Regions from separate parts of the Homo sapiens genome. Here region 1 is linked to region 2. A link is a loop called in an ENCODE intact Hi-C map of the cell type or tissue named here. Cell type or tissue: endothelial cell of umbilical vein. All regions are shown on one strand. Each heading gives the region's core, and the rest is flanking DNA. Links, peaks and the distances in the headings are about the cores only.

Region 1 (11,222 bases), core at 359-5,358, 74 kb after region 2:
AAATGGTACATGGAGCTTTGAGGTGAAAACTCATCTTAGAAACCCACAAAAAGTCATTCCCCCAGCCTGACATCAGGGACAGACCACACCCATGGGGCAGAAACCGGGCTTGGTTGTTGCAGTGGGAAGAGAAGGCACGACTCTGGTGCACCGAGCACCTTTCCTCGTGGCTGTTTCCAGGCACTGGGCTGGATGTCCTCAGAACCCCCTGTCCCCTGCCCACTCCTCAAACCCTTACTGACCCACCCCTCTCGCCTGGTGCTGTCCCAGGCCCTGGGGGTGAGGGGGAGGGGACTCCAACGTGGGCTTGCCCTCCAGTGTGGTGGGAGGGAACCGCGTGGCCACTTGGCTTAGCCGTGCTCATGGTGCAGACGTGGAACGCGGAGGCAGGGAGAGGCTCCGTGACGTCCCCAGGGCCCCAGAACGAGGAAGGAGCGGAGTTGGGATTCCAGCCCAGTTGGACGCTGAAGTCCCTGTTTTGTTTACTGCCTCCTGTTCATGGCGTATGAATGTATCTGAGATGCTTTGTAAGGCATAAAGTGCAATACTAGCTTAGTGGCTGTTCGTTCAGTGATTCCTTCTGTTACCAAACAGGTGGCTGAGATGAGAGGGCAACCCAAGCCTAACGCCCTTCAGTGGCCTTGCATCAGAGTACTCGTGACAGGTACCTCTCCGTGGAGAGGGGCTGTCCTCTGCCCTTGCCTGCTCCTCCTATTGCAACAGTCCTGTGGACTAGCTCAGGCTCTACAGGGGCTGGTGTGTGTGTGTGCGTGTATGGTGTATATGTGTCTACCTACACACAAGCACATGTGCACACATGCACACACATGCATGCAAGCACACGCACACACACACATGCACACACACTCACATGGACACACACATACACACACATACACACACATACATGCACACACATGCACATGGACACACATACATGCACACACATACATGCAGGTGTGCAGACTTGGCTCCAGGCGTGTGTTTGATAGTATTATTCTATGATATTTCCCTCATCTCCATAGAATACCAGCTTCTGAATCCTCAATCAGCCTTTACTGCAAGAAGAAAAGAAAAACCTCTCTCATTCCAGGTCTGTGGTGCAGATGGGAAGAGTATAGTCAAAACCCATTAAGGCCTTAGTCAAATGCCAGCCGAATTAGAACGCAATGAACGTTAGACAAAACAACCCAACTGGCCAGGCGGGGGAGGCGCAGAGCGTATAAATATAAAGTTAGATACTTATAAAGAATAAAGACTCTAATAAAATATTTTATATAAAACTTTTTACCTGTGTTCAGCGTCAGATGCTTCAAGTGATTGGCTTTGCATTCTCCTAAGTCGATGGATTCTTAGGCTGTGTCTAGAATGCGTTTGTTGTCCCTCTGGGAAGAGCACTGATTTGTCGCTCATGTTCTGGTCCAAGACGTGGCTGTAGATGAGCCCTTTCTCGATGATGTTCATGTATTATGTTGAATTGTCTTAAAGTTTTGTGTTTTCTGTTCTCCCAGAATCCTCACCCATGTCCTCCTGCCTCGTGATGTTGGCCATGACCTCGAAATGTGCCTGGAGGAGGCTCGAGGCAGGGCTAGCAGGAGGGCACTGGGCCACACCTTCCCTTTGGTCCTCTCCACCCTTGCAGGGGCTCCCTCAACCGGGGCTCTGGGGCGGTAGCTCTGGCAGGGCGACGTCGCTTCTTCCTTACTCTGCTTTGCTGGAAACCCATCTCCCAGGCTGAGCTCTGTAGAGGCAGCTGCTAGTGGGGAAGGCAGCCCCTCTAGAGGTTTTGGTCCCAAAGTTGAGGTGAGCAGGGCCTAGCAGTTGCTCAGTGTTATGTGCTGCATTAGCCCATGGTTCCCCGAGCTCCGGCCAGGCAGTGACCCTCAGAGTGAAGACTTTCCGGGACACCAGTGGCTTAGAACTGGGCTTTCAAATCCAGCTTCCCTCCCACCTCTGGGACACAGAGCAGAGAGCCGGGCTGGGTGAGGTCACAGAATCGGCCCGCAGTGGCCCCTGCACTCCTCCTATGGCGGGCAGGCACAATCGAAGGCTGCCCCAGGCGTGCACACAAGCTCGCGATGCACAGTTTTCTTCCCCCCTCGGTAACCCCAGCCTTTCTGGACGGCCCGGCCGCCCTGGGTCCCAGTAATGTTAAAGTCACGGTCCTTTCCAAGCCACTGTACTTGGGCTGTCCCGTCAGGGAGGTTCCTCCAAGATAATTGCCCCCTGCAAAGACAGGGGCTTCTGATGTCCACTTGTGGGGCTGACCTTTTTGGGGAACCTCCCTGGGACCAGAAGCAGGGAAGAAATAAGAGACCCTGCACCCCCATGGCACAGTCTAATTTTCACTTACAAGCTCAATTCAGGCTGTCCTTAAAATCCACGTGTCCTGGGCAGGAAGGAAATGTGGGGACAGGCACACACGCACATCCTTCTGCTATGCTGACCTAAAGTTCCTAATAGCTATCCTACATCCTGCCCGTTTCTTTTTTCCATATTTGAGGAAACAGAAGGGTTTAGCCTTAGCCTAGTTTTTTTATGTTATCTCTGAACAGGCCAACCTGGAATCACCCCTCACACAGACACGTGTGGCCTGCCCCAGTGTGCCTGAGGCCCACCCAGGAACCCTGCTTTGCCTGGGGTTTATGTGAATGACACACATGTGAGCAGAGGCTGGGGTTAGGACCCTGAGGCTTCCCTGTTCTCAGAAATACTCTCCTGGCATCAAAAGGAGAAAACGGTCCATGCCACTGGCTACCACATTCCAGCCTGGCAAGGGTTTACTGTTTATAGAGGCACCGTTTGGGGGCTTTTCCATGTAGAATGGCCGTTGTAAAGCTGAAGAGAAAGGAACAGAAGCACAAAAGCACCTTGATTCTTCGCAAACACAGGCAGGGGCTGCCGGCTGGACGAGGGCGCTGCATTTTGAGGGCGTGCTGGACCCGCTGGCAGAGCCCGCCCTGAGGGTTTTCTCTGCAGCTGTGGGCTAAGCTTGCCCAAGCCCCTCCCCTTTTCCAGAAAGCCACCCCCATGGCCACTTGCCTTTCAGGTCCAGGTTGAGGACACAGCCACGGGCATATATGTATTTGTTTCACTGGGGTTCATGGTTCTGGGGACAGTCTTCTAGCCCCCGAGATCTTGGGAAAGGCATGAGCTCAAGCCACATAACCAAAAAGTAGCAAAACTCAAAATTATTACTTTACTTTCAGCTGTTTTCTCTCAATAGCGCGCCACCATCGTCTGTGTGTCTGCACTGAACAAACATACGAGAGAATCTGGCTGATCACTTTGAGTGCCTTTGGCCTAAACTTTGCACATGACTTTAAACGTGGCCCTGATACTGCACACAGTAAGAAATGTTTTTTATTTTATGGTCCCTGAGGTTACGAGATCAGATCTCTGGAAATGTGTAAGCCACCTGCTGTCACCTCTGACCCATGTGGTCCATTACCATGAGGGCCGGTGAGTGGGGCAGAGATGCTGAGGCCTGGCTGGTGAGCCCCCGAGCAGTGAGGCAGGACCCTCCCTGGTGACCTGTGTGGGGGCCAGTCCTCTAGTCCCCCAGACAAATCTCCCTTTAAGGAGGCTTCTGAAGCTCTGAGTGCCGGCGCTCAGAATTAATTTGACTCTTCACTGCTCACCGCACCTGCCTATGAGCCTCTAGAAAACAGCTTGCCCAATGAGAGTGCTGCAGCTGAGGCAGCAGCAGACATGTCCGTTTCTGGGGAAGTTACTCAAACAATCGTGCCTCTTAGGGGGCCCTAATGTGCCCCTTCTGGCAGGTTGAAATGCATCTGGCCTTGAAGGGGAAGGTTAGGAAATTATGAAGTACGTGGGTTTAGGGTTGACAACCCCATATCCGTGGACTCCTGGAGATCCCTGAACGCCGTCTAATCTGAATGGTACCACAATTTGGTTTGTCTGAAAATATAGTAGTAACCACGGCAGTGATTTCATTTTTACACGTTTGCATTTTTACATGTCTGTCATTATGCATCTTGGGGTCTCTTTTCCATGACCTACCAGCTTCCCAAGCTTAATAATCAGTATCTCACTATTATGTCATTGGCCAACTGAAAACAGTAGCAAAACATCCTATCATCCAAATTGCTAATAAAATAGAACACCACACCCACACGCTGGCTTCCCATTTTTATAGTCTTATCCTCCCACCTGGAGGGTGTGAATGGGGATCAGTTTTTCAATAGAACATGTATGTTTGGTAAGTTAATATGTGTAGCTGACCCCTTTGCCTTTGTTTTTATATATTTATGTTTTTCTATTGTAGACATATTGATGCAATACCTGTTCATAGTTGAATCTGTTACAAATTGTTACCTTTTATTTGATGAAGAACTATTTAAAGATTTTCCTTTTTTATTTCTTCTAAAGCAAAAGTCAATGCAAGTAACTCTAATCAGCGTGCAAAGGCGTGCATATATATCTGCTATGTAATTATATAATGTTTTTATAATGCTGTGTGGATAACTTTTCACTGATTTAGTTACTTGACTGTAGGAAACACTGTTGCTTTGCACGCTGTGAGAGGTTTGCACTGTTACAGATGAAGGCAACATATTTACATATGTACATGTATATACATATATATATATTCAAAAATAACATCGGCTCTTTGGGGTGTCTGTTTCCTTGGTTGTCTCACGCCACTGGAACATTGAACCCAGACAGACCCTAGGATGTGAGGTTCCTGACTGCACCTTACGGACCACAGAGCCACGTGTCTATTTCTGTAGACCTATCTCCTTAGATTTGTACATGCATTTTTTGCGGACTTGAACTTTGTTTTCTGAAATTAGATGCCATTTATGATGATGTGATGTCAATCAAATAAAGCATCATTATTTTCAGATTTCTGCTTCTCTTTCCTTTTGCTTTCAACAGCCCCAGCTCTCAGACCTGCTGGGGGAGTCGCGTCTGGTAGAGCATCTCGTATTTTCTCCCTACCTGCCCTTGCTCTCAATGGAGCACTTCTCTCTTCAGTGTCAGGATGGATTCCAGTGAGGAAGACAAATAAGAGTGATGGTAAGGAAGCCTGTAGCTCCAGACTCCATGGAGCACCATGTGGTGGCACAGTACCCTACCTTTCCATGCGCAATCTCATCAAACCGTCGTCATCAGAGCTGGAGAGCCGCAACTGGCCCCATTTTTCAGGTTAAAAACACCGAGGCTCAGGGATATTACACAACTTGCCAAAGCCACAGAGCTGGTCGGTGGTGCACGCAGAAGTGAGACCCTGGCCATCCAGGCAGGGCTCCTGGCCACTCCATGGCTCTCCCTTCCTCCGGGAGAGGCATTTAGGATTTGAGACCACACAGGAGGAGAATCCACGTTGTGCAGGAAGTGGTGTGGCAGGTCTGACCCTCATGACCAGTGGAAACTTCTCCTCCCAGACACTTGGCTGAGGGGTGAGATGATGTGCCAACATCTCCAGGGATCGGCCTGGAGGTCCTTGTGCTGTCAAGACCCCTTGTGAGTCAGCACTGGGGCCTGGGTCCAGATGTCATCTGGGATCATCACCTGGGACATGGCCCTACTGGGCCCTACTTGTAGGCGAGGAGGAAGGTGTGCATGTGTGGGTAGGAACGAGACAGTGCAAAAAGCCGCTGCCTGGTGACCTGGCATGCAGACTCGGCCCTCCCACTTGCACGGTGATCCACTGAAGACAACAGCTGCCTCTGTACTCACGCTCCCCCACACTCCCCTCCTTCCTGCCCTGGTTTCTCCATCCCTAGATGCCATCCCATGCCCCAAACCATCCGCCAAGCACAATAACCTCGCCCCCACCCACCCCATGAGGTCACTCGAGTTGACAACCAGATAACAGTTTTTGTTTTGTTTTGTTTTGTTTTGTTTTGTTTGTTTTTGAGACGGGGTCTCGCTCTGTTGCCCAGGCTGGAGTGCAATGACGTTATCTCGGCTCACCACAACCTCCGCCTCCCGGGTTCAAGAGATTCTTCTGCCTCAGCTGCCTGAGTAGCTGGGACTACAGGCGCGTGCCACCATTCTCAGCTAACTTTTGTATTTTTAGTAGAGACAGGGTTTCATTATATTGGCCAGGCTGGTCTCGAACTCCTGACCTCTTGATCCGCCCACCTCAGCCTCTCAAAGTGCAGGGATTACAGGCGTGAGCCACCGCGCCCAATAGCAATTTGATGACCCATCCCCTCCACTGCTGGGAAAAGGCTGGGCACCGCCCACACTCCATGCAGCTCTCTTTCCCTGGCTCGGAATCGCTGCAGGCGCCACAGACCAGACGCGCACTGTTCCCCACTCCTGCTTATCGGCCGCGCGGCATCCCCTTGTCGCAGCACTCCAGCATCCATGCAGCCGCGCGGCACCCCGTCTTCGGAGCACTCCAGAATCCATGCAGAGCGCAGCACCCCACATCCAGAGCGCTCCAGAATCCATGAAGCACGCGGCACCCCCTCGTCAGAGTGCTCCAGAATCCATGAAGTGCGCAGCACCCCTTAATCGGAGCGCTCTAGAACCCGTGCAGCGAGCAGCACCCCACACCCGGAGCGCTCCAGAATCCATGAAGCCAGCAGCACCCCACACCCGGAGTGCTCCAGAATCCACGCAGCACGTGGCATCTCCTCGTCATAGCGTTCTAGAATCCATGCAGCGAGCAGTACCCCACACCGGGAGCGCTCCAGAATCCACGCAGCGTCTGGCACATCTTTATCAGAGCGCTCCAGAGTCCATGCAGCCACAGTCCTCCAACGGACCCTGAGATTGTTTCTGCAAAAGGCCATGCCTTCATAAATCTGAAAATTTGGAAAACATCCTTCTACTTATATCCTTACAACCCACCATTCAAGCTGTAGAAGCCTTTCTGGAACCCCAAGCAGAAGGATATCCAAAATGTAAAAACGGTGGGGCCTGCAATCCCACGGAGCACCCCCCACTCTCACGGTGCCCAGGTCGTCCCACTCAGCACGGACATTCTGCCTCCAGCCCTGGGGCCTCCAGGTTATACCCAAAAGAGGTGACTCTTGGGGACGTAAGGTGCGTGGGGTGCCATGAACCCTCCCAAGGCTGCAGCCTCTTGGGCAAGGAGTCCACAGTGCTGTTGCCAGCCAAATTGGCTGCACCCCTGCACGAGGGGGCTGATCTTCCCCACACCACCACTGTGGCTGGCATCGCAGTAGGTACCACTTGTTAACAACCTCGTTCTACAGAGAGATGGTGAAGCCAGACGCAGGTAAACCTGTGGCAGGGCACTCTTCCTGAAGAACCAACAGATCCCCTCAGGCCCGCCCCGCTGTTTTATTTCCCTTCTCTGCCCTTTCCCCGGTGCAAGCAGCTGTTGGTCTGTGCTTCCTGCTGCTCTGCTCTGCAGATACTAACGAAGCCACAACCAGGGGGCCGGGTGGTCACAGCAGGGACCACAGCTGGGCAACCTATAATCTCTGTGACGCTGGGAGCTCTGGGACCTCATTTTTCCTAATGTCCCCATCTGTAAATAGCCAGGTTGCCATGTTGAGAGCAGGTGTCAGAGGGAAATGGGATCTCGCCACACTGCAGGACTGAGACAATTCCTCTGGTTGGTGAGGGCTGGGCCTAGGATGGGAGGCTCAGAGCAGTGAATGAATGGATGTGGTGTTGGATGCTTCCTCCAGGAGGCCTGCCCGCCTGCCCCTGTGGAGGACAGAGGCCAGGGAGACAGGTCAGTGGGATGGGGGAGCAGAGGGAGTCGGTTGCACCCCACAAAACCCAAGAGGGAAAGGCTGCAGTGTTCAGGCCAACAGGGACAAAGACAGCTGCACAGCGAGAAGCAGCAAATGATTCCTGTGCCTGAGTGTGGTCTTGGAATGGCAGAGAGAACCCTTGAGCCTGGGAGCCACCTGGAAGGGAACAAGGCCGTCTGGCAGCCACCTGGCAGGACCCATGGCATTGAAGATCAGATGTGCCAGCCACACCTTGGTGCTCGGTATGCCCTTGGAAATAAACTCTCAGTTCTCAGGGCAAAAAGGCTTTGTCTAAATGGGCAAATCAACAGAGGTATCAGCACATGTACAGATGTGTGCTTAATGAAGATATTATTCCCATGCCATAGAATTCACTTTTTTAAAGTGTTCGTCTCAGGGGGTTTTAGTATTGTTTTAGTAAAGTGTACGATTTGGTGGTTTTTAGTATCTAATATTGCACAGAATTGTGCAGCCAGTATCATATGCCACTCCAGAACATTTCCATCACCCCAAAAGGAAACCCCTTCCCCATGAACAGCCACTCCCCATCCCTCCCCCTACCCAGCAACCACTGAAACACTGTCTGTCTCTGTGGGTTTCCCTATTCTGCACATTTCATATAAATGGAATCACACAACACATGGCTTTTTGTGATCGGCTTCTTTCACTTAGCATAAAACACACTTCAGTTTTGAAAACAAAATAAAACCTAAGGAAGAAAGGGAGCATGAACTCTAAATGCAGTAGAAAACTATGGCCGACCAAGGGGATGCGGCTCTGACCTCACAGGGGAATGAGCTTTCTCAGCCTGCACCTTGCTTCTGCAGCTGTCGGCAACCCTCTGATACAGCCATTATAATTGTCCCATTTTGCTGATAGGAACTTTGAAGCCCCAGGGCTCTCTAACTCTTTCCAATACATGACAGTGCCTCTCGAGCCCCCAAGAAGGAGGACTGAGGGGAGAATTTCCAGCCTCCACAGCTGTGTCACAGCCCAGGGCCCTGCAGGGCCTCAGAGCAAAAACCTAGTGAGCAGGGAGGCTTCTTGGCCACTGGAGATGCACCTACCACTCAGCTGTCCCTCAGAGACGACCTGCTGCAGGGACCCAGGTCACCGACAGCCCCGCATCCAGCATGACATCCACGCCAGGCCCACTTCCCTGAGGCTGCTCCCAACCAGGGCATTCCCACCAGACACAGGGTCCCTCGAGGGGCACTCTGCTTTGGGGACTCCCCATCAGCCTGCGGGAGGCTCTTCCTCCCCAGTCCTTCCCCCACTCATTTCGGAGGCAAGAACTCCCCAGTACGTCTGCTACTTATGGAAGCCCACATGGGTGTCTCAGCTTGAAGCCAAAATTCTCGCCATTGGAAATTATGAATCCTTGGAATACAGTGATGAATACAAGTGAATATCCAATGTATTATGGAACAATGTAGAGCTTTCTAGCAGACTCCAGAGGAACTGTGGAAAATGAGAAGTGCCACAGCCGCACCCTTCACCACCAACTCAAGAGGAGGGGGAAGGCATGGGCATGGCACGGAAAACCATCATGGGGTGTAACGGCTGCAGCGTGGGGAGAAGCCTAGCGTTTCTCTCCCCTTTCCAACAGCAGCACACGCCAGCAGCGAGGGAGCCCAGCCATGTTCTGGCTTCTTCTGGCAATCAAAGTGTTCATTCTGGAAGGCTCTGGAAACACGGACCATTTCCAAGTTAGTGATGAAGGTATTTGACATAAAAATGGTTCCTGGGTCCTATGGGTCACAATTCATTATTTGAATTCGCCGTGAGCCGCTGATGGATGTCGGTTTCAGATGTGCCCAGACCAGGAGGTGGGAAGGCCCAGCAGGTGGCGTTGAGGCCACCTGGGCTCTGGACAGCTGTTGTCAACTGATGCCCAGTGCTGGAAATTAAATATGCACGAGGCCTTATGAAAATATAAGAAATAAAAGGAGAGTAATGTTCAGTACATTCCTATTCAGTGCACCATGCTCCCCATGTCCACACCAGAGGACGGGATGAAGGAGTCCGGGGCTTGAATCCCCCTGGATGGGCCACCCGAGGAACACAGGCAGCCCTGGCACTGACATGCTTGAAATGAACGACTCAGCTAACGCTGCAAACCAAACAAATGCAGTGTCTTCTTGATTTACATGACATACCCTCCTGGAGAATTCAGGTATGTTCAAGCCATTTGAAACAACAAACAACAACCAAAACAACTGTGTTAAAATGTAACACAGAAGTAGTCTCTGGGTTTCGATCGCCGTGAATAGGTTTGCAGCCACCATGTGTGTCCAACAGGACGCCAGGACGTCTATCGGGTGGAGGCAGTGGTCTGTTCAGGACACCTGGGGACACCACAGGGTCCTGCCATGTCTGGCCTGTGTCCACTCAATGCCCCCTTTCATACGATTCATAAACGTGCCCACAGATTCCCGAACATCCCCGTGGCAGCAGCCTCCACTGGGAACCCTCGGCTTAGATCATGTGTCCTGGGTCCCAGATCCTCCTCACCAACAGGAAGCCCAGGGTCATTCTGGGGCTGCGTATCTTAATTTGTATCTAGAAGGGGCAGGGCACAGCTGTGATTGGTGGCGAGCCGCAGTGACTCCAGCAGTCAGTAGAGGGCGCTGTTCGGTCGCTTTGTGGTTTGGACCAGGTTTCCGTTCTGCCGTCGGGCTGGGGGGTGGGTGGGCTGCTTTTGGGTCCTGCTCCCCCATTGGTGTCTGTGATCTCTTATGAGAATGTCACAGCCCCCAGGTGGGTGCTGTCAGGGGCGTTGCGCTCTTTCTCATAGCATAAACCCTACCCGGGGTTCTGAGAGCCCCCCGACCATGCCTGGGGCTCGCGAGGAAGGCAGGGAGCTTCCAAGGTCCCCATAGCAACCGAAGTCGAAGCGAGGGAGAGGCAGAGACGGTCGGAGGCAGGACACGGGAGACAGAGAAAGACGGGGGTCCAGTCCAGCTCATTCCAGGACCCCAGCCCTCCTCAGCCCCTTTCCTTTCCTCACTGGGGTCTGCCCTGCACAGCTGGATTATGGGGAGTCTCTGTCCTGCCGGTTGTTGCCAGCAGATCTCTCCATCTGATGCTATTTCATTTGATGGAAGCAACCTCGATCCAGCCCACACGGGCAGCAGGAGTCAATGGTGAAGCTTCTAGAATGTGCACGAAGCATTGTCCTGTCTGAGGAAGGCACAGGCTCAGGCTGGAGACAGGGAGCAGCTCTGTGGTGGGTGAAGGAGGAGTCCCACCTGGCTCAAGTTCTGGGGGAGCCCTCCCTCTCAGGGCACAGTGGGAAGTCTGGGCCGGGGGGACCACAGTGCAGGAGGTGTCTGCAGTGACTGCAGAAGGCAATGCCAGGAACGGCGGGGTGGGGCAAGTCAAGAAATTCTTTGGAAATGTAGGTGGGCGGTGCCCATGAATGAGGCAAGGAGGCAGCAGAGCCCTGTCCCGGGGTACAGGGCACCAGGTGGGGTAGGAGGAAAACGGAGCTGGTCATCCAGCTGGTGGCAG
Region 2 (14,557 bases), core at 1-5,000:
CGCTTCTCCTCCTTGCCTCGGAGGGCAGCTGTGAACATTGAATTCAGGGACCTTTCCTATTCGGTTCCTGAAGGACCCTGGTGGAGGAAGAAAGGTAGGGAGGGCGGCTGCTTTGTGTATCAAGCTGGGAGGAGCCTCTGAAGGAGGCAACAGGTTGTTTGGGCAAAATCGGGGTCTGGAGGTTGAGAGGCTGAGCTTCTCTTCCCAACGCCGTCACTGCTGTGGTCAATTTATTCTATTGCTTTCTGCCTGAATTTTCCTCTCCTATAAAATGAACAGGTTGGATTTGGTGATCTCAAAGTTCATGGTTGCTCTGAAATTCTGCGATGTCATTATGGAGAATTTCACAAAGATTGACGGGTGTCAAAGTGTGCCTGTTTCTGGCATGTGCTGAGAGAGTCCTCTTTTGTGGATGCTGTTCATGTCCATCTTTCAAGATGGAACTGTTTTTCAACCGCCCAGAGCAAAATGGGGGACAGGTGCCCCCCTCCCAAGCGTGAAGTGTTAAAAAGTGGCCAGTGACCTAGACTGACCTCTCCAGAGACCCATCTTGAAAGGATTCTTTTGTGGGTGGTTGTGGTAGGCTAGAAAGAAAACTAAACTGTTGAAAAGAGCTGATACATAAAAATAGAAAAAACAGAGAGGATAGAGCTCAGGAGGTGTCTGGAACGCCACACAGTGCAGGAGTTTGCCACTAGCTTGTTGCATGTTACAGGAAATTGATGAGTGGTAGTTTGAGTTTTCTCAGCAACCTTCCCTAGCTCTAGAGTTTCACAGTTTGTGGAGTTAATGCCGCCCTGGGTTGGTGTGTTTTTTTCAAGCCTGATCTGTTTCTTCTGTGGAATTTATCCTTCATCTCCTTATGCTCCAAGCACTCATTGTCTGCTCCTAAGTGGATCAGACAGGTGGGTTGGGGGAGCTGATAGGCAGAGGACGTGTCAGACTTCATCAAGAAACCATGGTCCCTAGTTTCTACTGAATCATGGAAAGCAATTTGAAAATCTGGGAGGACTTTGGAACAATACAAATGACTCAGGTACCCCTGGAATATGCTAATATTTTAGGACTTTGAACTTAAAACTGGATTCAGCCCTTCTTTCATTTTGAAGAAGACCAATCAAGACTCACGTTTTAAATTTTCAGTTGTCTTTCTTCTTTTCCCTATTATCTTCTTTTTGTTTTTCTACCCTCTTGAAGCTAAGTCTTTGAGACCCTTAGCATGGGCAGTCCCATCTTCATTGTAATCACAATTTTAGAGCTTTGAAAGACTGGTCCCTGGGATCTGCAAGCCCAGTTGGTGGCTGGGTAACTGTATGTCTGTGTTTGCACAAGCAGAAACAGATTCAGTACCTTCTCAACAGACAACAGTATAGCACTGTGATGTGATACTTGCATTTTCAGAGCATACCAGCCTGTTCTGTTAAGAAAGCAGCTCTGTGGCAGGCTCAGATGTGGGCCCACTCCTTTGATCATGTTGAAATTTCAACATAGGGTTCTAGAATTCTCCTTCTCAACTTAAAGAAATATTTTATAGAAAAATGTATCAAGAAACCAGGACACCGCGTCATGTTTTGGCGTCGTTTGTCTATATAGACAAATTATGGCAAAGCAGTGAGCAACATAGAGCGATTCCTGTCCGTCTGTTATGTGTGGCCTTGGAAATGTTGTCATGACAGTAGAAAATGCTGGGAAAGGTGTCTTGTAAAATGAAGATGGGTTGTAATGCAGAAATGAAGACATCTGAAACCTGGTGGCATCTGGGTTTGAAATGTCTTGGCATAAGCCTGGCACACAGGTGTAGCCAGTGTTTGCAAGCAGTGAGTATCGCTCCCCTACCCAGTGTGTTTGTCCATTTTCACACTGCTATAAAGAACTACCTGAGACTGGGTCATTTTTAAAGGAAAGAGGTTTAATTGGCTCACAGTTTGGCATGGTTGGGGAGGGCTCAGGAAACTTACAATCATGGCAGAAGGTGAAGGGGAAGCAAGGCATGTCTTACATGGTGGCATGGGGTGAGGGGAGAGAGAGAGAGAGAGCATAAAAGAACCCACACACATTTAGAACATTAGATCTCATGAGAACTCCCTCACTATCATGAGAACAGCATGAGGGAACCGCCCCCAGGATCCAATCACACCTCTCGCCCAGTCCCTCCCTTGACACGTGGGGATTACAATTCAAGATGAGATTTGGGTGGGGACACAGAGCCAAACCACATCACCCAGTATGTGACTTGTCACCCCTATATTCTCTAAGTGTTTAAACTGATCACATGAATCATCACAGTTAGCCAGCTGGTAATGGCTTGTAGTGAGGGAGGAGCCCCAACTGTCCATTCTTAGGAGCGCAGCCCGGGCGGGGTGGCCACCAGATAGAGACTTGCCCTACAGTAACCTTGTGTGCTCAGGCAGGGGAAGAGCCTGCAATGGGCCGCCGAGGGACCTGCCCATGACTCAGAAATGGGTGGAGCCAGAGGGGTTGACAGACAGGATATGTCTGCTGTGTTCCAGCTGCTGGTTTCTGCAGGGGCCAAGGGTAGTTTTGCTGTCTGGCTTCCTACCCACTGCCCTCCCCAGCCACAGCAGCACCTGCGTCTGTCTTCCCTCTCCCTGCTCCTCCTCCCCTGCCTGCCCCATCCTTTCCTTTGTTCCTGGTGCCTACAATTCAGAGTCTAGATGGTTTATCACTCCAGCACACAGAATAGAAAGGAAACTGAGACAAAGGTGGTTAAGGGACTTGCCCATGCTCCTGGGCTTGAAAGGGGCAGGGCTGGGATGAGGACAGCAATTTCTAGCTCTGTGCACTCCGACACAGTGGCCATGCCTTGTCTAGCACAGGGCCTTATGGGGTGCCAGGGTCCATGTAGCCAGCAGGGAAGCAGAGCTCTTCCTGGAGGCTCTGGTGCCCACAGGATTTCCTGCTGTTGGTGGTTCAGTTGCCACTGCTGAAGAGTTTTTCCTGCCAAAGGGTGCTAGCTGCAGAAGCCCTCTCTGTGCCCACTGTTGTCCCAACACCAGCCTGTTCTTGGGTGCTGCGTCCAGTTGGCTCCAAACTTGGGTACCATATTTCCCCAACCAAAAGCCAGGACAATCAATAACAGTGCGCATTAAATGCGGATCTTGTGTTGGGGCTGCAGGAGGAGCTGCATCCCACTGGACCTCACCCACACGGGTCGCCACCCTCCTGGTCCGCCTCTGCGCCTGCTGGTCCACCAAGTCGGCCTCTTTTGCCCCTCCCATGCATGGGTTCCTCCTGCTCCTGCTTTTGTCCCTCCAATTGCTGGCGGTGGTCTCAGTCCCCAGCCATGATTAGGTTAGGCTGAGAAGTCAGAGCCCAGCCTCACTCTGCATTTCTCTCTTCTCACAGTGGCGGAGTTTGTATTTGGCATCATCTCTGTGCGACTCCAAGTGTGACGTTGGGTCAGGGGCTACTTCTCTGACTGCTCTCAGTATATTCATTTTGCTGTCTGTATCAAGTCCATTGTTTTCAACTTTTAAAAATTCAGTTTGATGCATTGAGCTAATTGTAATGATCACGCGGAGGCTGGATGTCCTGGCATTGCTGGGGAGGTGTCTCCGAAGGTAAGAAGTGAAGCAGTTTTGAAAGTGCCTGGTTCTGGCCGGGCACAGTGGCTCACGCCTGTAATCCCAGCACTTTGGGAGGCTGAGGCAGGTGGATCACGAGGTCAGGAGTTCGAGACCAGCCTGGCCAACATAGTGAAACCCTGTCTCTAGTAGAAATACAAAAAAAATAGCCAAGCGTGGTGGCGAGTGCCTGTAATCCCAGCTACTCGGGAGGCTGAAGCAGGAGAATTGCTTGAATCCAGGAGGCAGAGGTTGCAGTGAGTCGGGATCGTACCATTGTACTCCAGCCCAGGTGACAGTGTGAGACTCTGTCTCAAAAAAAAAACACAAAAACAAAAGAAAGAAAGAAAGAAAGTGCCTGGTCCCATGGTTCACAGTAGGGCAAAGGAAACAGGAGCTCGGGCGCAGAGCTGATTCACTCAAAGGCAGAGCCAGGGCTAGGACCCAGCTATTCTGACTCCAAGTTCCTTCCCATTACAAAGACACTGGACCACTCCGGTTGTTTCCAGGAAAGACTTTTTCTCACATGATTTCCCCCAAAACATGGTGCTGCGATACAAACGCAACATACAACGCCCTAGCAAAGCTGAGCATTGTGACCAGAATAACTTTATGAAGTCCTACGTAATTATTTTAAAGAAGGAGAACTTCACAATCCTTACAAGAAAGGCGATGCGGGAAACAGTAGCGGCATTTTTAAGAAGAGATGCCAGGCACTGATTCTGTAAAACTTTTGAGCTTGACAGTTACTAAGCGTTGAATATGGCATTTTAACAAAACATCTTGTATTTTCAATTGTAGTTACATTTTCACCATATGACTAATGATGTCTTTGGAGGGAAAACTAGATCATATAATAGATTCCTAGCAGAAAACATAATTGTGAGAGGAACTATTCTCAGGAGAGAGGAGTACACCCCAAGGATAATTTCCCCGGCCTCAGATACAGTAATTACTCTCCCTCAAGGAATTCACTCACGTAGCTTGTGTTGATGGGACAAATGGCTCGGAACAATATCAGCTTTGGTGCTGTCACACAAACTGCGCTGGGGACAGATCAGAGTGATCTGGTTTATTTGTTCCTCCTCACCCTTAGGTGTGACTCTTTTGAAAGCAGCCTTTTCTTCCTACAGAGTAGACACTATGTTGAGAACATTTAGGAATGTGGTTAAGAGTAAGTTCACAGAATAAAATTCTTCTTAGGTAAAGATGATGGGGATGAGCAGATTTTATCGTAAGCTGCTTTCAGAGCCCATTCACACAAGGGTCTCATTTTATTAGGGCGTGATTGGCCACAGTGAACAAATGGAATGCTTGGGTACTCGTACACTGCCCATCCCCCAGGAGATCCCGGCGGTTCCCACGCGTAGTTGACTGAATGATAGCCGTTCTTCAATCCATTTGGCTCATGGGGCCGATTCAGGAAGGATCTGCACATTCTTCCTGTGGAAACCTGTGACATGAGGCTCAGAGACGTGACCAAGGTCATAGGAGTGGGGAGGAAGGAACTCAGAACCAGGTCTGTGGGATTTCAGGCCAAAAAGGAGCGTAGCAAGTGCTTAGCTCTGACGTGGGCACAGGACTGGACCACCAAGGCACAGCTGTGCCTAGCCCCGTGTTATGAAATGGTGTGGGGTTGCCTTGGCTGTAAACTGATGTATTTTCCTTTTAATTGGCCTGCTTGGATGTCAGCGGCCATTGGCCATTTATAGGGATTTCCTGTCCCTCTGGAGAGGCTCCAGCTTCCCTCTTCTCACCAGGAAGGGGAGGCTGATGTGCATGGCGTGCTTTCTCTCCAACAGGTGAAGCGATTCTCAGAAATCAAATTTACCTCCCAAGATTACCTTGAGGCGAAGTTCAGGTTGAGAACAAATGTAGTCATATCTGGGGCTTTAGAGCGTTTTCTTTCCTATCTGCAGTCAGGCCGTGGCCTCCACATGGTGACGCTCTGATGGAATGGAATGTCGCCTCCTTCTTTGAAACCCAACCCTCCAGGCTCATCCTTGCCAAAAACCAGGAAGGGGTTAAATATTCCGGGCAGCGCCAAGTCAGATTATCTGTATTGGTTTGCTTCTACGCTATAAAAATGCATTTGGACACCTTTCTCAAATTCGGGGTTGCTTTCTCTTAATTTCTATAGCCATTTCACAAGGCCTGTAATGACAGGCCAGCTAAAGTGCATGGAAGGCATCATGAATAAATCCTTTCAGGAATTCCATTAAGGGAAGACTGGATTCCAACCAAGTGCTAGTGACTTGATCCAACCTGCTAGAACAGGGAGGGGAGGCAGCCCGGTTAAAGGCAGAGTGTGGAGATCCTGTGGCTAGGGGTTTTGAGAGGGGCAGATGCTCAGGCTGAAGGGGGATGGATAGTTCCCTAGCATAAGTGAGTTACTTTTGTGCTTCTTTGAGGCTGTTGTGCTAAAGTGGGCTTTCTTGTGGGCCCACAGGACATTTCTTTTAGTCCTTTGCCTTTAATGGAGGTGACAGCTGACCCCTGGTGCAGTGTCGTGGCCCCAGGCCACTTGCAGGGATGGCTTGCTTGAGGCTGGGGCATTGACAAAGAGTCTGCCTTGGAGAATTCAGAGGACTGGAGAACCCTTCTCTTCCCCGCTGGGGCCAGTTCCTAGGTTCTCAGTGGCCCCCAGGTGGGTGGGCTACCACTCAGGCCCTGAGGGGTAGCACTCCTTTGGTGATGAGGTCTTCTGGAACAGTTCTGACCCCTCTGCCTTACAGGGCCCCAAAGAGGCTTTGAAAAAATTTTGAGAATGGACCAACTCTCACAGCAGATTCATGAGAGTTGAATGTTTAGCCGCCATGTGCAAGACCAAAGGGGTTTGCTACTTTCTTGGACAGGCTTCATATCCAAGGGGTCTAGATGCTCCCCTCCAGCCAGCACATTTTCTCCCTGTGAGCACGTTGCAAGGGAAACCAAACCCTCACCAGCTTGGGCCTGGGATCTGGGTGTGTGACTCCTTAGTGTGGCGTTGTTAGCGGTGGCAGCCTCCCTGGACAAGGCTCAGATGGCTCTGCCAACATTGGCCTTGGGGTCTGCTTTTCTCTTTGCCACCCTCAGATTGGCAGGTTCTTTATTTGGACATGTTAATACTTTGTCATTTTCCCAGAGAGTGCTCCTGTTCTTGAACCATCTGGCCCCTTCAGTGCAACTCTGTAGGACTGTGCTCTGCTCCGTGGGGGTTGGTGTCACTGTTTAACTGCTGGAGGATGTTCTTACCACAATCGTTTTCACCTGCATGGTGGGTGCCCCCCTGCCTTCCTCTACTGCCTTGAATAGGCTTGTATCTTGAAAAGTTCACGTTCTCAAATGGAGGCCCTCCCTATAAACCAGAACCTAATCCACCAGTCCAAGAAATCACCAAAGGTGACATTTTGCTGAACATGACACCGTTTCTTTTGTTTATAAATTGGCAGGAAGAAAAATGTTTAGTAACCATACACCTGCTCTTTCTGAGTTCAGTTCTAGAATCAACAGATTAGCTATGAACAAAGAAAACCATGTGGGTCAGATTAAATATATCCTGAAGGACTAAACCGTAAAACTAGGGATTTGTCATGGAGGTGCATTCATCAAACTCAGTTGATGAAGTTCCAACACCTGCATAGGAAACTTACTCTCAAATACAATGTACCCAGTGCCGACTGTTTTTGCTCACATTGTGAAAAAACGCAAAAAGATGGGTTTTCAGTCATGAGTGGTGGCGGGTGGGCCTGCAGGGATCCAGTCTGACCTGCAGCCAAGAGTTTCACTTCCCACTTTGTCAGCTGTGTGCTGTTTGTCACCTCCGTGCTCTGTGGGGTAAATGGCATTTGGTGTCAAAAGTAAGACACACCAGGGTGACTTCAGGGCTGTGATTACATCCAGCTGAGACCTATATTTAGAGTCCAAATCTTGGAGCCAAAAGGAGTCGTGCTGCCGTAGCCCGCCCTCCTGCCCCGTGGAGGGAGCCTTCTTGCACCATTTCTGACAAGGGACAGCCAGCTTCTGTCTGAGCACTTCCAGCAACCAGGAACTGACACCTCCCAGGCAGCCGGGCTATGTTTGCACAACCCTCATTCTTAGAAAATGCTTCTGTCTGTTGAGCTGCAATCTGTATTTGAGCAATGTTCATTTGTGGATCCAGGTTCTGTTTTTTGAAACTCCGTAGACCAAGTTAATCTTGGTCTTGAAATAAGCTCACAAATCAAGGGGAAAAGCCCAGCCAAGTACAGAACAATAACCAAATACATTACAATCCAGAGCTACCTTGAGAGGAGGAAATAAGAAGCACATGGCCCTTGCAGGAAATGAGGTCAGAGTCCTGCTTTGGGAGGTGGGCATCACTGCGGCATCCGCAGGGTGCAGGTCAGTGGGCAGGCGCCCCTGCTGGAAGGTTCTTGCTGTCTGTAAACTGATAAGGGTGGAACCCGCTGGAAGGGCAGAACCTGAGTCACGTTCTTTCTGTTTCTTTTACTGTTATAAGGCAACTTGGTGCCTTCCAACCAAAAAAGTCCCCCTCTCTGATATCTCAACTGCCTGTCTTGAAAGTGAACCTTTTGGCAGGAGTTTTTATGGGATTTCTCAGTTGTTATTTCTCTCCTCCCACTGTTTTGGGAGAAGTGTTTTTTTTTGTTGTTGTTGTTTTAATTAAAAATAACTGGTGTTTACTGAGCAAATCGTGTTTGCTTTATTTGGCGCTTTGCCTCATTAAGCCTTTGGGGAGCAGCATGGGACACACATCAGTATGGGCATCTTCTCCAGAAGGGAAGGAGGGTGGAGGGGGAACGAGGGCCTGCCCAGGACCGCTGGCAGGTAGGGGGCAGGTCCAGGACTGGACTTAACACCTGGAGTCCCAACTCCCTGCCTCTATAAGCGCCACTGAGAACTCATCTCTTTGCAATCGCTCAGACCCAGATAATAAAATAAGCTGGGTTGAGTTTTCCTTACCCAAGACATAAACCCCAAACCCTGCTGACAATGAGGAGCTACAAAAGGCCTCTCCTCCTCCTGGGGCACGTGTTCCGGGAATTCTTTCATGGATGCAGGTATGGGGGCATCTTTGGCCTCTGTCCTTTGTCTGGAGCTCCCCGCACCTGGCTGGGGGCTGCACTGGACACCTCTGCCCACCCTGGCCCTGGGGTTATCAGGCCACCTGGCCTCCACCCAGACGTTCCCTCCCAGGGCGGGATTCATCCTGGCCCGTGGTGATGTGCAGGCTCCCGGAAGGCCGGGCTCTGCCCACTAAGTGTCAGCTCTAACGCAGGCTCTCCATACTGAGTAAAAAAGCCCGTCCTTTCTCTGGCTGGTGCAGGTGCTGACTCTGCAGGCCTGTGGACGCAGGGTGACGTTCGCGCTCTTGCCCGAGCTCAACGCCCGGGAGAAAACAGCGCTGCCGGAGCCCCTCGCGCGCGCAGGTGCGGGCGGGGCGGGTGCGCGCTGCCGCGCGTGTGCAGCGCCCGCCCATCCGCCGCCACCGCCCGCGCCGGGGTTACTACCGGTCAACGCTCGCTAGTAACCTCCGCGGCGGAGCGGCGGCGCGGGGAGCGGCGCGATTGGCTGCGGGCGCCCCGCGCTGTTGCCAAGCGCGAGGAGGCAGCTGCAGCCCCGAGCGGGGTCGCAGCCTCCCTGGGACAGGGGCGGCCCTATGCATAGGGGATCACCCGGGCCATGCAAATCCCGGCGCCCCGCGCGTGCTGGTGTTCTCCTCCCCAGGTCCAGGAACACCGGTCCAGGAAGCCTGAGAGCGCTGGCAGTAGGAAGGGTCGCCAGTGTGGACCTGAGGGTGGAGGTGTTGCCACCCGGGGCGGCCTGCGCTCCATTCAGGCTTGAGCGGTGACTGGGAGACCCCGGGAATGGAAATGGCGCTCAAATGCTGGTGTGGTGTCCGCAGGGGAACGGCCCGCGGGTGTGTGGAGTCTGCGCCCCTGTGGCTTCAGCTGCGTCGGGGGACTGCGGGAATCTTCCAGACTCCAGTTTAAATCAGAGAGGTGTGTCCACGAAAAGAGTCAAACTAAAACATTTAAAGAGATTTATCCTGAGTGACCATGGCCCGTGACACAGCCTCAGGAGACCAGGAGAACACGTGCCCAAAGGGGTCGGGAACAGCTTGGTTTCATACTTTTAGGGAGACGTAAGACAGTGATCAATATTTAAGATGTACATTGGTTCCGTCTAGAAAGGTGGGACAGCCCAAAGGGGGACTTCCAGGTTATAGGTAAATTTAAATTTTTTTCTAATTGGTTAAGTTATTATCGATAGAAAGGGATGTCTGGGTTACGATACGGGGCTGTGGGGACCTAGGTTGTATCATGCGGATGAGGCCTCCAGGCAGCAGGCTTGAGAGAGAACAGACTGTAAATGCTTCGTATCAGACTTAAGGTCTGTGTTGATGTTAATGTTACAGGCTACGATAAGGCATGTCAGACGGACCGCCACTTCCCGTCATGGCCTGAACCAGTCTTTCAGGGGAAATTTTAGAGTGCCCTGGCCAAGGAGGGAGTCCATCCCCATGGTTCAGGGGGCCTTTGAATTTTATTTTTGATTTACAGGTCTTTACTTCAGGTGGCACAATTTTCCTAGGAGACAGTTGATTTTTGATTCCTTATAAAACGTGCTGGTTTTGTTTTTAGCTGACAGTGTGGGGTGAAGCTGTAAGGGAGCCAGGGCCTCCTGGGGTTGATCCAAGCATGTCTGAGCCTTCTCTGGGGTCAGCACTGAAAAGTGGCCAGGGTGGGGTTTGGAACCTTGGAATTGCCCTTGGGAATCTGCAGCGTTGGCTCCGCTAAGCCGGCTGGAATCCGGAGATCATGCGGCAAGGTCACGCTTCCCGGCTGCCTGCCGAGTCACTTCTACCCTAGGCAGGTTAGAGGCAAGGACAGATGACAGCTGAACTTTACGGAGTGTTTTCCAGGGCATCTATTACAGTTTTGTGTGTGTGAACCCAAAAGTGTGATAACAAACATCATTTCCATCAGCTGTACTGTGTTTGAGTATCCGCAAGGCCTGGGGCCACCTCAGTGGAGTCGGAGGTGCCACGCTTTGCTGTCTCTGGAGACCAGGGCCTTCTCTAGACACCCGGCGGGACTAGTTCCTTTGGGCATAATTTAGGTGTTTTGTGAAATGTTAAACATTGTCTTTCAGACGCTTTGCTCAACCTTTTGGGCTCCTGACCAAATGCAAAGAGACCCAAGGGCTTGCTTTTCCTTGCACTCTTGGGTTTTCATTGCCTGCTTGCTTATTTGATTTTGTGACTGTGGAGCTGGCATTTCTGTAAGCCCATATAGAAATTACAGTTTCCAAGCCTAAACCCACTAAGCCAACAGGGGCACACAGGAAACCAGAGATGGTGGTGGATGAAAACCTTTGCAACAAGAAGGAAGGGTACATCTATGATAACTATGGTGTTACATTACTAAAAACAGTAAGGATGAGTGTCACTAACATGAGAATGTACTCTACACAAAAGTCTGGTGAAAAAGGGAGGAGCCCTTTCACTAAGTTTCATATTTATCAGCACTCACGTTAAGAATTACAGCAGAAGCTGCAGGTTTCCTGTTTCTGAAGACCTGCGAATGAGTTTGTCCAGAAAATGGCCGTGTCCTGAATGGTGTGAGCAGGAGGCCATCCAGCCTTGTGCCTCTAGGCCTCCTCCCCTTCAGTTGTCATAAATGTGCCATGTGCCCCTGCCCAAACCCAGCAGCCTTTCTCTGAATTTCATCTGGTTTAGAGAGGAAAATGGGCAGCATCATTTTGTCACCTTCTCTCTTCCCAGGGGCGTTCTGTGCTTCTTGAGAACTATACCTCAATATCTGAGTTGGCTAAGTCTCTAGAATATGAATTTCAAAGAGCTTAGCCTGGCCAGCAGGGCTCTCTTGGAGCCCTTTTTCTCTCCCAGCCCTGCGTCTCCGCAGCCACTCCCCATGGGCTAGCCAGGCTGAACTGCCAGTCATTCTAGCATTTGTGCTTTCTTTGGGCCACTCTCTCTACCAAGAACCCACCTCATCTCCCCAGGCTAGGGGAAGCCTTCCTTCATTCACCCTTAACCCTGTGGCCAGGAGAGTCTTTCTTGGTTACTCTTCGTACTCCTCTGCCCCTACGATCATGGGATTATGGCACTCAGCATGGGATTTTGTGCTTCTCTTCTGAGCTTCCAAAATTACCCCTGCGTCTCAGCTGCCCAGCCAGTGCCTGGCTCAGAGCTGGCATGCAAATGAATGAATGGAATCACAAAAAGCTAAATCACAGTAGAAGAGCCTATACTTTTACCCTCAAAGACAGCTTGGTAGAGAGGAGAAGTAGAGAGGAAAACCAAGAGCCTTGAGATGCTGGGCTGTTTTGATCTTCCCTTGCTGTGTCAAACCCATGAGCCACCTCTGACTAAGCTTCACGCAGGTGGTTTCTGAGGGCTGTTTCTTTGGCCGCACAGCACCGTGGATGGACAGAGGGGTGGCTGGGGAATGGTAAGAGCCTGGATTCTGGGTCAAGCAGCCTACTCTTGAATGCCAGCTCCACCTCTTCTTAACCATGTGACCCTGGGCCTCAGTTTTTGCATCTGCAGAACAGGGCTGATCCAAGTGCCAAACTCAGGATTGGAGTGAGGAATAGCAGAGGTCATCACTACAGCCAGGGCTGGCACACAATAGTGCTCAAGGTATTTTAATGTTACAGGTCAAATTTTGCTAAAAATTGATTTTCGTGTTCCTGGTTTCATGAAGGCAAATACTCCTCTTTCTAATAATAATAGTATTAGCTTGGTATTTATTAGTCTGTGAGCAGTAACTTACTCTGTCTTCACAGCAACCCTGCGGTCAGGTTTTCTACCCATTCTTTTTGAGGGAGGAAGATGCTGTGGCCGGAAGCAGTGAGGGCCTTTGCTTGGGCATCACAGAGAGTGCCATCTCTTACACAAAATGGGGATTTCGAATCTCAACACTCTGAGCTCTGTGCTTTCCCCCAAGACAGGCTACATGCTCCCTGGAGTTGTCCTCCAAGAGAATCTTTGTATGGTTCCTTTTCTGAGACTTCTGGTTTCTTCCTCATGGCTCATATTATGACTAATTTCAGACGCGTTAAATCCCTCTATCTTGAGACTTGTGTACTTGCGTGTACAAGACAGGTAACAGTCTTATTATTTCTGAGAGATCTCTCAAGTACTTTCAGATCGCTGGATGACAAGCTTTGCATCTTTGAACTATTTATATTTCAGTATCTACATTTGTGAGTTACTGGATGGAAATTTCCACCATTCAAACAAAGCTTGGCAAGCAACATTACACTTCAGAATTTGGCTCACGGGCGAGGTTGATGCAGGTTATCTTAGGAGGATGTGAGATGTTATCAGCTCCTGCGTGTTTTAGTCTTGTGGCTAGATGGTCATGACTGAAAATTGAGGATGTTGTGCCCACTGCTCTGGTTGGCAGCTCGTGGCAGGGAGAGGTGGCAGCAGCTCTGGGGTTGGTGGGAGCCACAGTCTCACACCTATTGGCAGGTCGTGAACATTGTTCTTGGATTTGCAAATATTTAATGTAAATCCATTAATGTTGTAGCTTTATAGAAAATGCACTTACTCTCCTTTGTGGTAATTCTAAATTAATATGTAACAAGGAGGTTAAGATGAATTGAACTATATGTGGAGCTTAGTTAAAATTTTCTTTCTCCCGCTATTTCTTTCAAAAAAATGATTCCAGGTGTAGTACTTGTTAGCAAAATGCCCTCAGTAAAGGAGGAGGCAGTATAGGATAGAGCTCAGGAATGTGGGCTCCACAGTAAGAGAGTCTGGGTTCAGAATTGGCTCCACCGCCTACTAGCAGGGCAACTGGGTGACTTACCCCTCCTGTGAAAAGGAAATATTAATAATAAAAATATCCATCTTATTAGATCAAATAGCTTGATACCTGTGAAGCACTGTGACCAGCTTGTGGCACTTAATAAACCATGGCTACCCTTCTTATATGTGATGTAATAAAATCATAATAGCTTAGAATCACTAAGATGGATCAAAGCCTTTTAGTTCTCATTCTAAATGTGAAGTGTGGCTTGATACCTTAGGCTTTAGAAATGAAAGGGAAAGAGCAAGGGTATAGTTGGTGGCCACTGTTGATTTAGTGTTTCCTAGGCGCCGGGCAGTGTGCTCAGAGCCTCACACCTATGTGCTCCCATGAGCCTCATTGCTGCCCTTTGAGAGTGGAGGGGCAAGGGGAGGTGTAGGGGCCTGGTCCGGGGTCACAGGGCTGTAAGTAGCAGAGCCAAGAGGTGACCCAGGTAGCTGCTTCCAGAGCCCCACACTGGTCCCCTGGCTGGGCTACATCTTACCTTTGTGTGTCTTTGGTGACCCATGCTCCTAGAGCCAGCTTCCGGTTGGGGCAGAAGACCGTCCGGGGCCTGGCCCCTGGCTAATACGATGGCTACTGCTCATCTGCTCTGTGTCGTAGATGCTCACATCACTTGGGTGATGAGCCTTTGTCACGTGGCCTCTGCAGAATCAGCTAGCTGGGCAAGGGGCCTAAGCTCCGGAAGGTTCCCCTTTGGTCATTTTTGGGTGTCTGGTGATTGCCAGGCTTCCAGTATCTCACCACTCAAATTAGAGCCCCAGAAAGGGAGCATGGTGTCATTTCATCCCCTGGGCCGTGGTTGTGGGAGCCCATGGTGCCTTCTGCAGGGCACTGGAGAACGCTGTGTGTGCTCATCTTGGGACAGGCAGGAGAGGAGGGCAGGTGGCAGGATGAGGGCGGCTGTAGCCTGCAGGTCACACAGTGTTATGCCAGACCACGGTGCCTGCCACGCTGGGTCTCCAACGGCCACACGAGGCACTGCTTCCATGTTATCAGTGAGGAAACTGTGGCCTGGAGACAGGTGGGCGATGAGTTCAAGTTCCTGCTGCCAACAGGTGGACCCCAGGACCAAGCCTAGCCCAGTTGACCCCTGGCTCCTCCTGTTTGCTCTTTGAGATCATATGAAACAGCCAGTGACTGCCTAGG

Evidence for each region. Peaks named below come from ENCODE experiments on the same cell type or tissue, not always from the same donor. Only the 100,000 strongest peaks of a DNase experiment are listed, where the experiment ranks them.
Region 1: a loop joins it to region 2, with 6 times the contacts of the local background. A loop is called at or near these places in 4 of 110 quality-filtered maps.

Annotation. Positions count from the first base shown.
Region 1 is chr21:42,299,520-42,310,741 of GRCh38, forward strand. No RefSeq gene overlaps it. Among named protein-coding and RNA genes, the nearest start is that of TFF3, 10 kb to the right of the region's middle. RefSeq lists an enhancer at 7,138-7,637. In endothelial cell of umbilical vein, for the core only: no CTCF peak of the experiment used is centred there; no DNase peak of the experiment used is centred there.
Region 2 is chr21:42,225,821-42,240,377 of GRCh38, forward strand. ABCG1 (ATP binding cassette subfamily G member 1) reads left to right here. Exons shown (of 15, transcript NM_016818.3): 2 at 1-94. Among named protein-coding and RNA genes, the nearest start is that of ABCG1, 14 kb to the left of the region's middle. RefSeq lists enhancers at 2,356-2,405, 2,596-2,845, 11,449-11,498 and silencers at 8,897-9,096, 9,107-9,176. In endothelial cell of umbilical vein, for the core only: no CTCF peak of the experiment used is centred there; DNase peaks (open chromatin) are centred at 2,461 and 4,041; H3K27ac peaks cover 721 bases.